Linked DNA regions of Homo sapiens: region 2 is linked to region 1. Evidence: chromatin loops called from intact Hi-C (ENCODE). Cell type or tissue: psoas muscle. All regions are shown on one strand. Links, peaks and the distances in the headings refer to the core of each region. The heading gives the core; the rest is flanking DNA. Region 1 overlaps SEZ6L (seizure related 6 homolog like). Region 2 overlaps SEZ6L (seizure related 6 homolog like).

Region 1 (2,911 bases), core at 1-2,500:
TTTTTTGAGACAGAGTCTTGCCCTGTCACTAGGCTGGACCGTGTGGCATGATCTTGGCTCACTGCAACCTCTGCTTCCCAGGTTCAAGCGATTCTCCTGCCTCAGCCTCCCGAGTGGCTGGGATTATAGGCATGCGCCACCACACCTGGATAATTTTTGTATTTCTACTAGAGTCGGGGTTTCACCGTGTTGGCCAGGTTTGTCTGGAACTCCTGACCTCAGGTGATCCACCCGCCTTGGTCTCCCCGGGTGCTGGGATTACAGGTGTGAGCCACCACTCCCAGCCTTCAGAGGTATTTTAATCAATTATGTTAACCTTTATTGAGTGTCTCCTATATGTCAGGCTCTGCCCCGGGCTTGTAACTGTACTCTTTAAATGTGCAATTTATTATATGTCAGTAATGTCTCCAGCTGTTTTAAAAAAAATAATCAAAATAATTAATATGCATAACAATCTCTCAGGCTGCGTATTAGAAGACTCTCAGACCCCACCCATTGCCAATAGGGATTTTGATTCAGCAGCTCTGGGGTGAGGCCCAGCAATCTGTGACTTAAGAAACATCCTCTGGAGGATTCTGACTCTGCTGCCCCAATTTGTGTGTAGCCTGAGGTCCTTAATACAACTGCACCTCAGCATCCCTTAGGGAACGTTTACAAAACACCAAGGCATAGGACTCACTCCAGATCCACTTAGACAGGGTCCCTGGGGATGGGACCTGGAAGCAGGTATTGTTTTGAAAGTTCCCCAGATGATTCAAATGTGCAGCCAGGACTGGGGACCACCACTGAGCTAAGAAGCATTTCAGGACGTCAGGCTAGGGCTGTTCAAAGCCAGGTGCAGGTGTTAACAAATGCCCCCTGCTCTGCCAGGAAAGGCAAGTCAGGTCCTGCAGCTATTCCAGAAGAAATGGAAGGCCCAAATTCTCTTGCTAAAATAAGCCTTCTCTCTCTGAACCCTGGAATTGTTCTTAATGCATGTGGCATCATGTTCGTCAATAATCTCCTGGGCACAGCATCTGAGAAGCCATGCACAGTGCCCGCAGCTGTGAAGACGTCTGCTGTGTAGGAGCTGAGGCTAAGCCGTGGCCCTGGCATCAGCATCCACAGGAACAGGCATCCCTCCAGCTCAGCTTACAGGCTGTAGAGCTAAGGGTGACTGAGACAAGCAGAATCTGCTGTTTCATGAAACCCAGAGGCAGAGCTAGCAGGGCCATGAGAACCATCTCATCAAGCCCCTCACTTTACAATTTGGGAAACTGAGGGAGAAAAAAAGATAACCATTTGAGAGTTACTCCTTAACCATAAAGGTAAAAAAAAAAACAAGAAGAAGTTTCTCCTCCATGCAGCCTGCCTTGACTGCACTGTCTCTCTCGTGCTTTGGGACCCTGGTCAGGTCGCTCAGTCATTCAACAAATACTTATTGAGCACTAACTCTGCGCCAGGCACAGAGCTGAGTGCTAGGATAACAGCCATGAGCAAGACTGACAAGGTTCCTGCTTTTGTGGTCCTTATATTCTAATTTCTAATGGAATGAATCAGATAATAAACATTCAGCACACAGCTAGATAAACAGAAAGTGCTGCTAGAACAAGGACTGAGGAAATCCTTCAGGGAAACAGACTGGAGACTGCCTGCAGTCACCACTGGCCAGAGTGGCCAGATGAGGCTTCAGTGAGGAGGGGATATTTAAGCAGAAGCCTGAGAAAAGGGAGGGAGAGAGCCCCGGGAAGAACCAGGGAGAATGTTCTGGGAAGAGCCAGAGAGAATGCATTCCAAGCTGTGAATGCAAAGATCCTTAGGAGGGGAAGATTTTGATATGTCTAGGGAACCAAAAGGAGGCCAGAGCAGCTGAAGTATAGTGAGCCATGGGGAGGCTGATTATTGACGAGGCCAGCACAGTGACCTAGGGACAAGTCGCCCAAGGCTTTCCAGGCCAGCATGGAAGTTAGTTTTAATGAAAGACGAGCAAGCCCCAAAACTGGGGCTTAGCCCAGGAGGGTTCTTGGCTTTGCCTAGGAAAGAATTCAAGGGCCAGCCAGTGGTGTTAAGCAGCAACTTTTATTGAAGTAGCAATGCACAGCAGCAGGCGCAAGAGGTATTGCTCCCTGTGGAGCCCGGCTACCCCATAATAGTGTGCCCAGAGCAGTAGCTCAGAGGCAGTTATGCACCCATATTTATACCCACTTTTAATTACATGCAAATTAAGGGGTGGTTTATGCAGAAATTTCTAGGATGAGGGTGGTAACTTCAGAGTTGTCTGGTCATTGCCATGGAAAGGGACAGTAACTTCTGGGTGTTGCCATGGCAATGGTAAACTGACATGGAACTCTGGTGAGCGTGTCTTATGGGGAGATGCTCCCACCCTGGCCCTGGTTTAGCTAGTCCTCAATTTGGTTCAGTGTCTGAGCCCTGCCTCCAGTGTCTAGTCCTGCCTCCTACCTCAGCTTGATTCTCAATATGCTGGGAAGCCTATGCAGAGTTTTCTGTTTGGAAGGGATGCCTCTATCTGTACTGCAAGGAGACCAGCAGTCATTGTCCAGTGAGAGTTTGCAGTAGGGGATGCAGTTTCTACCACACTGAGTAATGGCCCTAGAAGTAGACTTGCTGTCCACATTTGTTCTATTCTTCCTTTGGTGCTGCCTTCAAGCTAATATCTCTGTGTCAAGGCCCAGGAGACAGATCATTCATCACCCGCCCTGCCTTGGCATCTGGCTCCGCAACTTGGCAGAGGCAGAAAGCATTCTGCGTTTCCTTGCCTGCCCCCACGATGCAGAAGCCCCCAGCCCTCTGTGGCTAAGCAAGTGACCACTGGTCAAAATCAATTCCAACCTAAGTTTGGCCCTTAGCTGTCACCTGAGTGGAGGCCAACTGCAAGTGCCATGGCTGTGGACCCTGGTAAGCCAGTTTGTCA
Region 2 (2,911 bases), core at 283-2,782, 91 kb after region 1:
GTCCCCCAATCCAGTGATGCTGAGATATGCTGGCAGAGTTCAGGGCCAAGTGCCGTGGGGCTTGGGGAGCCTGTATCATTCTCCCGGGTGTTCTGAGCACTGGACACTAAGCCAAGCAGAAAGTGATGACGGAACCACAGACAGGCTCAGAATGGGGCCAATAAGGGGGGGCATCGCCCTCCCCAAGGCAGCTGTCACGACTTGCGTTAGGACAAGCAGCCAGTGTCATCCCGGGGCCTTAGGATTTGCAGTGACATCAAAATCAATTCAGTCCCAGTTTTAATCATCATGGACATGTGAGGACTGTCATTTTTGTCACTGAGCAAGTTTAAATCGATTCCACATATATTTATTGAGCATCCACTATGTAGCAGGCATTGAGGCTGGGCCCTGGCAGTGAGCAAGACAGATGCAGCCCCGCCCCCGGGGAGCCATGTTGTAGGCTGATACAGCACCAGCAAGAGGAAATACAGCACTCTGGGGGCCCAGAGCGAGGGAAGGTGAGCCTGGCTGAGAATGTGAGGGAGAAGCTTTCCTGAGAACAGTAAAGTCTAAGTCAGTTTTTCTCAACCAGGGTCTATCTTGCCCCAGGGGACACTTGCCAATGTTTGGAGGCATTTCTAGTTGGGACAATGGGAGGGTGCGGGGGAGAGCACCCCCAGCATCTAGTGGGGACAGGCCAGGGATGCTGCTATGCATCCTACAATGCACAGGACAGTCCCCACCACAAAGAATGAGCTGACCCAAAATATCAACGGTGTTGAAGCAGAGAAACCCTGATCTATGCTAAGACCTGAAAGACAGAGAGAAGATGGGCAGAGATGGAGGGGAACAGTGTTCCAGCCAAAAGGAACAGCATGTGCTAAGGTCCAGAGGCAGGAAAGCACAGCTCCCTTCTTAATTGTCCATGATATTTAATATTTGCTGAGCACTTAGGACATCCCAAGCAGTTACATCCTAGACATCTTCACGACAAGCACATGCCTTGGGTTCTGTTATTATCTCCATTTTCCAGATGAGTAAACTGAGGCTCGGGGTGGTGGGAGAGTGCCTGTGATCGCACAGCTAGAAGCTGGCGGAGCTTGGACTTTAACCCCACTTGCCATGTCTCCAGGACCCTGTGTGTCTGGAGTTCAAGGGTGCGTCCATGAAGTAGGACAGCCTGGCGGTGAATGCGACTCAGCAGCGCCTTGAAGGCCACATTAGGGAGTCTGGGCTTCCCCAAATTGGGCAGCAGGAAAAGGGTTTAAGCACTTAAAGAGATTAAAGCTTTGCAGAAGGGAGCTGAGTCCTCTGGTCACCAGCCCGAGGCTCACGCCGACAAGCTTGGCACACACTTGGCAGAGTGGCATCTGGACTTGGCACCTCCTCCCTCCCACAGAGGGAGTGAAAATAGCATCTCAACAGCCAGGGTTACGTGAGGCCCAAGAGCTGCTGGGTTTAATTTATCTTGCTTGGTTTTCCACTGACAGTTTTAGTAAACCAATTTGGGTTTGATAGTAAAAATAATTCCATCCTCCGGGCCCCTCAGCCCTCCTAAGTGTTTGCAATTGTTATTTTTCACATCGACGATGGGGAGGGAGTGTGCACTGCAGACCGAGCTGGGTAGGTGGCCCATAGTAGGCGCATGACTTAGCTGTCTGCTGAGTCATGAATGAGGACGTAAGCCACATTTCCCAGGCGAGAGGGGATCTCTCTCCCTCTTCGTCTACTGGGCAGTCTGTTGATACCGTGGCCATGGCGGTTCTAATTAGTTACCATTTATTAAAAACCTACTATGTGCTAGGCAGGCCCTGAGCTGCATCGTTTAGGTCCGTGAGCAATAATAAATGTGAACATTATTATGCAGAGATAATAATTACATAAATGAGAGCTAATGTGGGTAGAGATAATTACAGAAGGGTAATTACCCAAATTAGAGATAATGTATGCCAAGCACATTGCATGGTATCTGGCACATAGTTGGTGCTTCATAAATGGAGACTACTATTATCAGGAATCCTCAGATAAGGCAGATATTATCATTACCACTTTATGGGTTGGGTATGACAGCACAGAGAGGTTACGTGGTTTCCTCAGGTCACACAGCTAGTAAAGACGGAGCACACACCGTAGCCTCCACTTCCACTGACTTGAACAGCTTTCGGGGCACCAGCTGTGTGTCTCGGCAATGTAGCAGCGACACGGGAAGGCTCCCAGGCCTGTAGGGACTCAAAGTTCAGGAAGGGACACATAGCCATAAACAGACAGCCTGGCAAAATGTAAGCAAAGTCCTGTGGCTTGGAGGGTGAGTTGAGGAGGTAGAGGGGAACTAGATTTATCTCCGTGAATTATGGAAATATCCCTGAGAAGGTGACATCCAGAAGGAATCTTGAAGAGTGCCAGTTGCCCGGAGTTAATGGGAGAAAAGTGTCGTGAGCAAAGGATTCAAGCAGTGATGACAGTGACCATTAGGCATGAAATGAATGCTCTGAATCACAGCATCAATTACAACCATCTGCCCCACATTGTTGGTGTTGGAGGAAAGAAGGAGGTTGCACCAACTTGGGATGAGTCAGGAGCCCTCAGGCTAAACCTTCTTCACACCCCAAATGCCTCCCTAACCCACCACGTATCCCTCCCAGCTCCATCAGAAATCTGCCTCTTCCTCTAAAAACACAACTGAACAGAAACTTTTAAACCCTAAGGGCCTTTTCATATTGCTCTCCTCTCACTCTCTCTCATTCATTCTCTCTCCACACCCCTTCCCCAACTCTCAAAATAAATTACGGAAAGGAGAATAAGGGAACTAACATTGGTGAAGGCATCGTAGAATAGAAGATCCGAGAGGGGCCCCAAGTGGGCAGGTAACTTAGCAAGTATCACACAGCAAGAGAGGACCAGAAAGACAACTTGCTTGTGGCCACAAGAG

What was found. Hi-C counts contacts between places; a loop is a spot of excess contacts. Peaks named below come from ENCODE experiments on the same cell type or tissue, not always from the same donor. Only the 100,000 strongest peaks of a DNase experiment are listed, where the experiment ranks them.
Region 2: a loop joins it to region 1, with 2.9 times the contacts of the local background. A loop is called at or near these places in 4 of 110 quality-filtered maps.

The regions. Positions count from the first base shown.
Region 1 is chr22:26,229,011-26,231,921 of GRCh38, forward strand. The region is part of intron 1 of SEZ6L (seizure related 6 homolog like); the gene reads left to right. Among named protein-coding and RNA genes, the nearest start is that of SEZ6L-AS1, 16 kb to the right of the region's middle. In psoas muscle, for the core only: no CTCF peak of the experiment used is centred there; a DNase peak (open chromatin) is centred at 1,081; H3K27ac peaks cover 1,236 bases.
Region 2 is chr22:26,320,202-26,323,112 of GRCh38, forward strand. The region is part of intron 9 of SEZ6L (seizure related 6 homolog like); the gene reads left to right. Among named protein-coding and RNA genes, the nearest start is that of SEZ6L-AS1, 75 kb to the left of the region's middle. RefSeq lists an enhancer at 725-1,691. In psoas muscle, for the core only: no CTCF peak of the experiment used is centred there; DNase peaks (open chromatin) are centred at 447, 1,340, 1,608 and 2,170; H3K27ac peaks cover 2,303 bases.